Regions from separate parts of the Homo sapiens genome. Here region 1 is linked to region 2. The links are chromatin loops, found by intact Hi-C in ENCODE. Cell type or tissue: mammary epithelial cell. All regions are shown on one strand.

Evidence for each region. Hi-C counts contacts between places; a loop is a spot of excess contacts. Peaks named below come from ENCODE experiments on the same cell type or tissue, not always from the same donor. Only the 100,000 strongest peaks of a DNase experiment are listed, where the experiment ranks them.
Region 1: it touches region 2 in a loop (18-fold over the local background); 2 of 110 quality-filtered maps call a loop at or near these places.

What each region holds. Positions count from the first base shown.
Region 1 is chr10:32,208,968-32,213,967 of GRCh38, reverse strand. No RefSeq gene overlaps it. Among named protein-coding and RNA genes, the nearest start is that of EPC1, 140 kb to the left of the region's middle. In mammary epithelial cell, CTCF peaks have their summits at 3,036 (motif pointing right) and 3,497 (motif pointing right); no DNase peak of the experiment used is centred here.
Region 2 is chr10:31,945,620-31,950,619 of GRCh38, reverse strand. The region is part of intron 2 of LOC107984219 (a long non-coding RNA gene); the gene reads right to left. Among named protein-coding and RNA genes, the nearest start is that of ARHGAP12, 19 kb to the right of the region's middle. In mammary epithelial cell, a CTCF peak has its summit at 2,806 (motif pointing right); a DNase peak (open chromatin) is centred at 2,839; H3K27ac peaks cover 1,891 bases.

The DNA.
Region 1 (5,000 bases), 260 kb before region 2:
CACCCACAAAGTCACTGTCCTGTTGTAAGGCTGCATCCATCCAGAAGACTAGCACTTTTTTCCTCATGCAAAGATGCTCTGCACACAGACAGGGCATGGTGGCTCACATCTGTAACCAGCACTTTGGGAGGCTGAGGCTTGTGGATCGTTTGAGCCCAGGAGTTTGAGACCAGCCTGGGCAAACATAGTGAAACTGCGTCTCTACCAAAAATACAAAAAGAAAAGAAAAGAAAAAAAAATAGCTGGGTGTGGTGGTGCACATCTGTAGTTCCAGCTACTTGGGAAGCTGAGGTGGGAGAATTGCTTGAACCCGGGAGACAGAGGCTGCAGTGAGCCGAGATCACACCACTGCACTCCAGCCTGGGCAACAGAGCAAGAACCTGTCTCAGAAAAAAAAAAAGATGTACTGCACACAATGTGCTTGTGTAGTTACTTTCCTCTAATTTACACAAAGGCACTTAGAGGCTAGTGGTAGCCCTAAATACCTCTGCCAAAGTAACAAATACATTTTAAAATTGTAAAACCCAACGAAGTATGTATTTCATGAAAACTAATGTAAATATATTATGGGTAACCTGGAAATATTTTCAGTCTCTGGAAAGAAATCTGTCAATACATAACCAGCTATAAAACTCTGTAATTTTAATTCAATGATTCTACTTTAGGGTATATTACCTCAAGAAGATAGATTCTCCCCTTTTCCTCCTCCAAAACCAGATATGTATACATAGCAGCACATTAATAACATCAAAAAATTCTGGTTAGGCCGGGTCCGGTGTCTCACACCTGTAATCCCAGACTTTGGGAGGCTGAGGTGGGCACATCACCTGAGATCGGGAGTTCGAGACCAGCCTGGCCAACATGGTGAAACCCCATCTCTACTAAAAATACAAAAATTAGTCAGGCATGGTGGTGGACCCCTGTAGTCCCAGCTACGTGGGAGGCCGAGGCAGGAGAATAGCTTGAACCTGGGAGGCAGAGGTTGCAGTGAGCCAAGAGTGTACCACTTCACTCCAGCCTGGGCAACAGAGTGAGACTCTGTCTCAAAAAAAAAAAAATTCTATCTGGGTATAGTGGTTCATGCCTTTAATCCCAGCACTTTGGAACACTGAGATGGGAGGATTGCTTGAACTCAGGAGTTCGAGACCAGCCTGGGCAACATGGTGAAACCTATTTTGTATATTACAAAATATACACAAATTAGCCGGGCATGGTGGCACATGCTTGTAGTCCTAGCTACTCAGGAGGCTGAGGTGGGAGGATGACTGTAGCATGAGACAGGGTGGAGGTTGTAGTGAGACAAGATCACACCATTGCACTCCAACCTGGGTGACAGAGGGAGATAGTGACTCAAAAAATAAATAAATAAAAATTAAAAAATTCAAAACACTATACATAGTCACACAATAGGCTATGTCAATACCTGAACTATTTCTATAAACTAATAGTATGTAAAAAAGGGCCAGATAAAAAACATCTAAACTGCTTGATGGCAGGATTGTGTATCGCAACCTCTGTAGCACCCAGCATGTGGCAGGTATGTTGCTCATTAAAAGTATGAAAACAGACTAAATTTGTATACTGTATTTACACTAATATAATATTGTAGCCTAGGCATGGTGGCTTATGCCTGCAATCCCAGCACTTTGGGAGGCTAAGGCGGGAGGATCACTTGAGGCCAGGAATTCGAGATCAACCTGGGCAACATAGTGAAACCCTGTCTCTACAAAAAAATTTAAAAATTAGCTGGGCATGGTGGAATGTGCCTGTAAGTCCCAGGTACTTGGGAAACTGAGACGGGAAGATCACTTGAGTCCAGAAGTTTGAGGCTGCAGGTGAGCCGTGATCATGCCACTGTACTACACTCGCCTGAATGACAGTGTAAGACCCTGTTTCCAAATATATATCTCAGCATTAGCATTTTTGGGTGCTATATATGTAACAATACTATATAAAACATATAGTATTGTTAAGTTATTAAGCATATATAAGTATCCAATTCCAATGAGGCTGGAAAAGACTAGAGCCATGTTGTAGAAGCTCTGGGTGCCAGGTTGTGGAGTTTAAACTTGACACTGGCACAAAGAGCTGCAGAATGTTTTTCAAGACAAGAAGCAACATGATGGGCTGGGTGCGGTGGCTCACGCCTGTAATCCCAGCACTTTGGGAGGCCGAGGCAGGCAGATCACTTGAGGTCAGGAGCTTGAGACCAGCCTGGCCAACATGGGGAAACCCCATCTCTACTAAAAATACAGAAAAGTTAGCCGGGCATGGTGGCAGGCGCCTGTAACCCCAGCTACTCGGGAGGCTCAGGCAGGAGAATCTCTTGAACCCAAGAGACGGAGGTTGCAGTGAGCCAAGGTCACACCACTACACTCCAGCCTGGTCAAAAGAGTGAGACTCTGTCTCCAAAAAAAAAGAAAAAAAAAAAAAAAAAAAAGAAGCAACATGATGAAACCAGTATCATAGGAAGTAGTTGAGATTATTTGGAGAAAAGTTAATGTGGGATAAAGATGTCTCCAGTACCCCGGTCTTGAAAGCTGGCAGAAGATTAGGAGTGAAAGATTCTTTGTTTATATATGGTAGAGGAGAGCCTGACTCTTAAGTGTAGGAAAAAGCCTGATATTCTTATTCTGTAAAGCTGGTTTAAAAATTTCTAATTAATTTGCTGTTACCCAGGGTGGAGTGCAGGGTGCAATCGTAGCTCACTGCAGCCTCCAATTCCTGGGCTCAAACAATCCTCCCACCTCAGCCTCCCAAGTAGCTGGGACCACAGGCACACACCACCCCCAACTGGCTAATTTTTTACTTTTTTATTTTTGTAGAGACAAGGTCTCACCATGTTGCCTAGGCTGGTCTCGAACTTCTGGCCTCAAGTGATTACTGCCTCAGCCTCCCAAAGTTCTGGGATTACAGACGTGAGCCACCATGCCGGCCTTTAATAGTCTTAATTTTCTGGAAAGTCCCAGCTGACCCGGTTCATCGTGAAGCTAGAAACACCCTGGATTTCCATGGGATTATCACTAGAGGGCAACCTAATCATATCCGCTCAAAGTGGTGTTCTCACATTAGCAGCAAGAGTGCGTTTGTGGCGTTTATTAAAAATGCAGGCTCTGGGGCTCCCCCTGAGACCTACAGAGTCAGAATTTGCATTTAAAAAAAATCCTCAGTGATTGGCTGGACTGCAACTCCTGGGCTTTAGCGATCCTCCAGCCTCAGCCTCCCCTGTAGCTGGAACTACATGTAGCGCCATGACGCCCAGCCGAAGTCACATCTTTAAGTAAGGTTCAGCTCTTGCAATCAGTCTGTCTGGGAAATCAAAGGGCATCAACCCCTCATAGCACGGTAGGAAAGGGAAGAAAGGGACGGAAGGAAGTGGCGCTGTCTATTATCTATGGGCAAGGCCTAGTGTTTTAACCAGACTGGATCTTGGTGGACAGGAGCCGCGCGTGGGAGTGACTCAGTGCATCTTTGCAGTTGTGCCTCCACATGAGGGCGCTGGCGAGTTTGGGGCAGTGGTCACTATAGGCTCCATTTCCACCTTTTATGCTGGTGGAATCCCACCAGCTCATATGGCATTTCCCTGGAGTCTTACTGCTCTCAAAGAGCAAGGCTGGGCTTGCCCTGGACCCAAGGAGATAGGATTGTGCAGAGGAAGTCTTCCGGGCTGGAAAAAGCACATTCCCAGAGCAGTAACCAGAACCTGGACCGTCTCTGGTTACAGTTCAACCACGTTCGAAAATCTAAAGCAACAGTTCTCAATTTACCAGCGCTTCAGAATGCCCTGGAGGGCTTGTTAAAACCTAGATTGCTGGGCAGCACCCACAGTGTGTCCGCTTCAGTAGGTCTGAGGCGGGACTGGAGAATTTGCATTGCTCCTGCTTCCCAGGTGATGCCGATGCTGCTGACTGGGGACCACACTTTGAGAAGCATTGCTTGAGGCCAGGAGTTTGAGGCTGCCGTGAGCTATGATTGTGCCACTCTACTCCAGCCTGGGTGACAGGGTAAGGTCTTGTTTCTTAAAAAATAAAATAAAAACCTATTGTAAATACCTAGGAATCCAACTTACAAGGGATGTGAAGGACCTCTTCAAGGAGAACTACAAACCACTGCTCAATGAAGTAAAAGAGGACACAAACAAATGGAAGAACATTCCATGCTCATGGATAGGAAGAATCAATATTGTGAAAACGGCCATAATGCCCAAGGTAATTTATAGATTCAATGCCATCTCCATCAAGCTACCAATTACTTTCTTCACAGAATTGGAAAAAACTACTTTAAAGTTCATGTGGAACCAAAAAAGAGCCCGCATTGCCAGGTCAATCCTAAGCCAAAAGAACAAAGCTGGAGGCATCACGCTACCTGACTTCAAACTATGCTAAAAGGTACAGTAACCAAAACAGCATGGTACTGGTACCAAAACAGAGATATAGACCAATGGAACAGAATAGAGCCCTCGGAAATAATACCACGCATCTACAACCATCTGATCTTTGACAAACCTGACAAAAACAAGAAACGAGGAAAGGATTCCCTATTTAATAAATGGTGCTGGGAAAACTGGCTAGCCATATGTAGAAAGCTGAAACTGGATCCCTTCTTTACACCTTATACAAAAATTAATTCAAGATGGATTAAAGACTTACATGTTAGACCTAAAACCATAAAAACCCTAGAAGAAAACCTAGGCAATACCATTCAGGACATAGGCATGGGCAAGGACTTCATGGCTAAAACATCAAAAGCAATGGCAACAAAAGCCAAAATTGACAAATGGGATCTAATTAAACTAAAGAGCTTCTGCACAGCAAAAGAAACTACCATCAGAGTGAACAGGCAACCTACAGAATGGGAGAAAATTTTTGCAATCTACCCATCTGACAAAGGGCTAATATCCAGAATCTACAAAGAACTTAAACAAATTTACAAGAAAAAAACAAACAACCCCATCAAAAAGTGGGTGAAGGATATGAACAGACACTTCTCAAAAGAAGACA
Region 2 (5,000 bases):
TTCAACCAATTAAAAGTAAGTTCTGGCCGAGTGCGGTGGCTCACACCTGTAATCCCAGCACTTTGGGAGGCCGAGGTGGGCTGATCACCTGACGTCGGGAGTTGGAGACCAGCCTGAACCAACATGGCGAAACCTCGTCTCTAGTAACAATACAAAAAATTAGCTGGGCATGGTGGCATATGCCTGTAATCCAAGCTACTCGGGAGGCTGAGGCAGAAGAATCACTTGAACCCAGGAAGCAGAGGTTGTGGTGAGCCAAGATCGTGCCATTGCACTCCAGCCTGGGCAACAAGAGCAAAACTCTGTCTCAAAAAAAAAAGTAAGTTCCACACCTAAATATTCATCCTGCATCTCCCAAGAAGAGGGAATTCTCTTATATAACCACAACAGCATTGTTCTACCTAAGAAATGTAATTGACGTAATAATAGTAATATACAGCCCATATTCAAATTTCTCCAATTATCCTTAAAGCTTTTCTTTTTCTAGATTCACAATCCAATCAAGAATACGGTTGATAAGGCCGGGCTCGGTGGCTCATGCCTGTAATCCCAGCACTTTGGGAGGCCGAGGCGGGTGGATCACGAGGTCAGGAGATCGAGACCATCCTGGCTAACACGGTGAAACCCTGTCTCAACTAAAAAATACAAAAAAAAAAGTAGCCGGGCGTGGTGGCGGGCGCCTTTAGTCCCAGCTACTCGGGAAGCTGAGGCAGGAGAATGGCGTGGACCCGGGAGGCGGAGCTTGCAGTGAGCCAAGATCGCGCCACTCCATTCCAGCCTAGGCAAGAAAGCGAGACTCTGTCTCAAAAAAAAAAAAAAAAAAGAATATGGTTGATAATTATGTCTCATTAATATCTTTTTAACCACAACAATCCTTGTGATGGTCAAAATGTTTATCATCCCTCAAAATTCATATGTTGAAATCCTAAACCCCAAGGTGAACCCTCATATACCAAATTAGAGACCTTGTAATATATGCCCATGGGAGCTCATTGGCCCTTTCCACCATGTGAGGACCCAACTGAAGGCACCATCTATGAATCAGAAAGTGGGTTCTTAACAGACACTGAATCTGCTGGCACCTTCTTTAAAACATTTGTAATTTCATTTTCATTTTTAGAGACGGGGTATCGCTTTGTCTTGCTTTGTCACCCAGGCTGGAGTGAAGTAACGTGCTCATGGGTCACTGCAGCCTCAAACTCCTGGGCTTAAGCAATCTTTCTGCCTCAGCCTCCTAAGTAGCTAGGACTACAAGCATGGGCCACCAATTCCCTGCTATCTGCTGGGAACTTGATCTTGGACTTCTCAGACTCCAGTACTGTGATAAATAAATTTCTCTTGTTGGTAAGCCACCTAGTTTATGGTATTTTGTTATAAAAGCCTGAACAGACTGTGAAAATCCCCGCCTTTTTTTTTTTTTTTGAGACAGAGTCTTACTTGCTCTGTCACCCATGCTGGAATGCAGTGGCATAATCTTAGCTCACTGCAACCTCTGCCTCCTGGGTTCAAGCCATTCTCCTGCCTCAGCCTACCGAGTAGCTGGGATTACAGGCACGTGCCACCACACACAGCTAATTTTTGTATTTTTAGTAGAGACAGGGTTTCACCACGTGGGCCAGCCTGGTCTTGAACTCCTGACCTCAAGTGATCTGCCCGCCTTGGCCTCCCAAAGTGCTGGGATTACAGGCGCGAGCCACCGTCCCTGACCACACCCCCCCTGCCTTTTTTTGTCTTTTATAATATTGATAGTTTTGAGGAGCTCAGGCCTACTACCTCATTTTATTTAGATTTTTATTTTTCTTTAAAAATTAAAAAAAAATGTTTTGTAGAGACAGGATCTTGCTATGTTGCTCAGGCTGGTCTTGAACTCCTGGGCTCAAGCAATCTCCTCACCTTGGCCTCTAAAATTGTTGGCACTGCAGGCATGAGCCATTGTACCTGGCCTAATTTAGATGTTAAAGGATTGTAACAGTGTTAGTAAATTTTATGACAATTTGAGAAAGAGAAACTCCTAAGTCATTTTGGACTAATATTCATCCTGTCACTTTGAAGACTATGCTAAATTTTGAATGTGAATGAATCTCATTTTAAGAACTAATACCCTAAAATTGCTTAATGACTCAAGTGTGCTATTATATAATAGAACTTAAAAGTAGAAAACATCTAATACTGCATTTTTTCCTAGTGAAGGGATAAGCAGTTGAGACATTTTAGCTCTATTTTGTTTTGTCATTTTTGTTTTATGATCACAGGATTACTTAAAAAGGTGGACAGCTGGGCACGGTGGCTCACGCCTATAATCCCAGCATTTTGGGAGGACAAGGAGGGAGGATCACTTGAACCCAGAAGTTTGAGACCAGCCTGGACAATGTAGTGAGACCCCGTCTCTACAAAAATTTTAAAAAAATTAGCCAGTTGTGTTGGCGTGAGCCTGTAGTCTCAACTACTCAGGAGGCTGAGGTGGGATGATCACTCGAGCCTGGGAGATTGAGGCTGCAGTGAGCTGTGATCTTGCCACCGTACTCCAGCCTGGGTTGACAGAGTGAAAAGAAAAAAGAAATAAAAAGGGGACCTAACTTTTTTACAAGCACGATTTTTGTGTAGTGTATATAGAAAGTCAATTTTTTAATGTGTTCAGCAGCTGAAATCGTTGTATACTTCCCCATGTGCAATGGAACAGAAAAACGCTCGTTGTTTTAGAACACCAGAATATGCATGAGACATAAATGTGTTTTTCCCTGATGAAAACAACTTCATTTCACTTCCGGAATTTCAAAACTACCATCTGGTAGTCAACCCTGTTTTTCCACCAGATGGCAATAACCCATAATGGCTGAGCAGGATGAATGGAATGTACACAAAACAGTGCAGGGTGTGAGCATTAAAAGGGCTGTGAACGTGAAATGTGGTAATGTAGGAAAAACGATGAGTCCCAGGAGAAGAGGATAAATAATGGATTGCTAAATCTGGCACCCTTGGAGCTAACAACATCCATCATAAAAGGGGTCACATCATTTAAGAGCAAACTTTAAAAGCAGAAAGCGTTCCAGTATTTGTTATTTTTTTTTGGTTTGTTTTCAGAATCACATATTATAGAACAGCTGACAGAGTGGAAAAATTGTTGATATTTAAGTAGAATCTGTACCAAAAACATATTGTATGTTCCTAACAGAAGTGATAAATTCAGAGAGATTATTTTAGGAAAAAGGAGGGAACCGGAAGAACTGCTGATGAAATCTGCAGGCCACTTCTCTTCCCCTCCACCATGACTTCAAGAATCCTGCTGACACTTCACACTTCTCTTCCCAAGTCTGTTTAACTGGGTACACCTATTTGGTTTGGATTTTAGGTGGCATAATACAACCCAACCCAATGCTATTCAAACTCCTGTAAATAACTGACAGCAGGCTACAGTCCCAAATTACAACACGATTTTCTTTTTTGACAGGTTTTATGTAAAAAGACTTTCGCCCCCTATTAAATATCTGTCATTTTCTCTTGCTCTGGGTTCTTTTTCTGAGAACTAGACATACCTCTGATAAAGGTCATGCTATTCTTTTTGGAGACTAAATAATACCAATATTTATCATTATTTTTACCATTTTCCTTTCTTTCTTTTTGAAAAATAACAATATGGGCCTGGCGTGGTGGCTCATGCTTACAGTCCCAGCACTTTGGGAGGCTGAAGGGGATGGATCACCTGAGCTCAGGAGTTCGAGTTCGAGACCAGCCTGGGCAACATGGTGAAACCCCAGCTCTACAAAAATTACAAAATTATCCAGGCCCATGCCTGCATGCCTGCAAGGCTACATGCCTGTAGTCCCAGCTACTTGGAGGCCGAAGCAAGAGGATTGCTTGAGCCTGGGGGGCAGGGTTTGCAGTGAGCCAAGATCCTGCCATTTCACTCCAGCCTGGGCAACAGGGTGAGACCCTGGACCTTGTCTCAAAAAAAAAAAAAAAAAGTTAAGGAAAAAATAAAAACAACATGGAGAAACCCCATCTCTACTAAAAATACATAATTAGCTGGGCATGGTGGTGCATACCTGTAATCCCAGCTATTCAGGAGGCTGAGGCAGGAGAATCGCTTGAACCTGGAAGGTAGAGGTTGCAGTGAGCTGAGATCGCGCCATTGCACTCCAGCCTGGACAACGAGAGCGAAACTGTGTCTCAAAAAAAAAAAAAAAAAAAAAAAAGAAGTAAAGAAGTTCCAGCTTGTCAGATAAAGACCAGAATTTTAAATAGACTGGAAAGAACTAAAACAAAGGTGGTTATTAGGGCACATGCTTACACAATTTCATAGGAAGCAGGACCATTTCCTTTTGTTTTGGTAAGTACATCAATGATCTATCTAATATAGGCGAAGATGTACATAAAACAAACAAAAAAAAAGAGATGAGATCTAAGCAATTCAGGTTTCCTTAGAAAATATTTTTTTTAAGGGTGCTCTAATGAAAAATGTTAAGCTCTTCTCTCTCTCTAACATTTTTATGTTCACTGTAAATGTCCTAAGGAATCAATATAAAATTCTTGAAAATATGGAAAAGTAAAAAGACATCAGTCTAAAGACAACTAATATTAACATTTTTGGCTGGGTGCAGTGGCTCACGCCTGTAATCCCAACACTTTGGGAGGCTGAGGCAGGTGGATCACTTGAGGTCGGGAATTTGAGACCAGCCTGACAAACATGGAGAAACCCCGTCTGTACTAAAAATACAAAAAAAGTAGCGGGCCATGGTGGCACATGCCAGTAATCTCAGCTACTCCGGAGGCTGAGGCAGGAGAATCACTTGAACCCAGGAGGCGAAGGTTGTGGTGAGCCGAGATTGCGCCATTGCACTCCAGCCTGGGCAACAAGAGCAAAACTCCGTCTTAAAAAAAAAAAAAAAAATTAACATTTTTAGTGTATTTTCTTTCATAGTTACTTTTTAAAAAAATAATTGTTTTCTTCATCTTTAAAAAAACCTGTTTATTTTCATGGGTGTTTCATAGTGTTCATGACC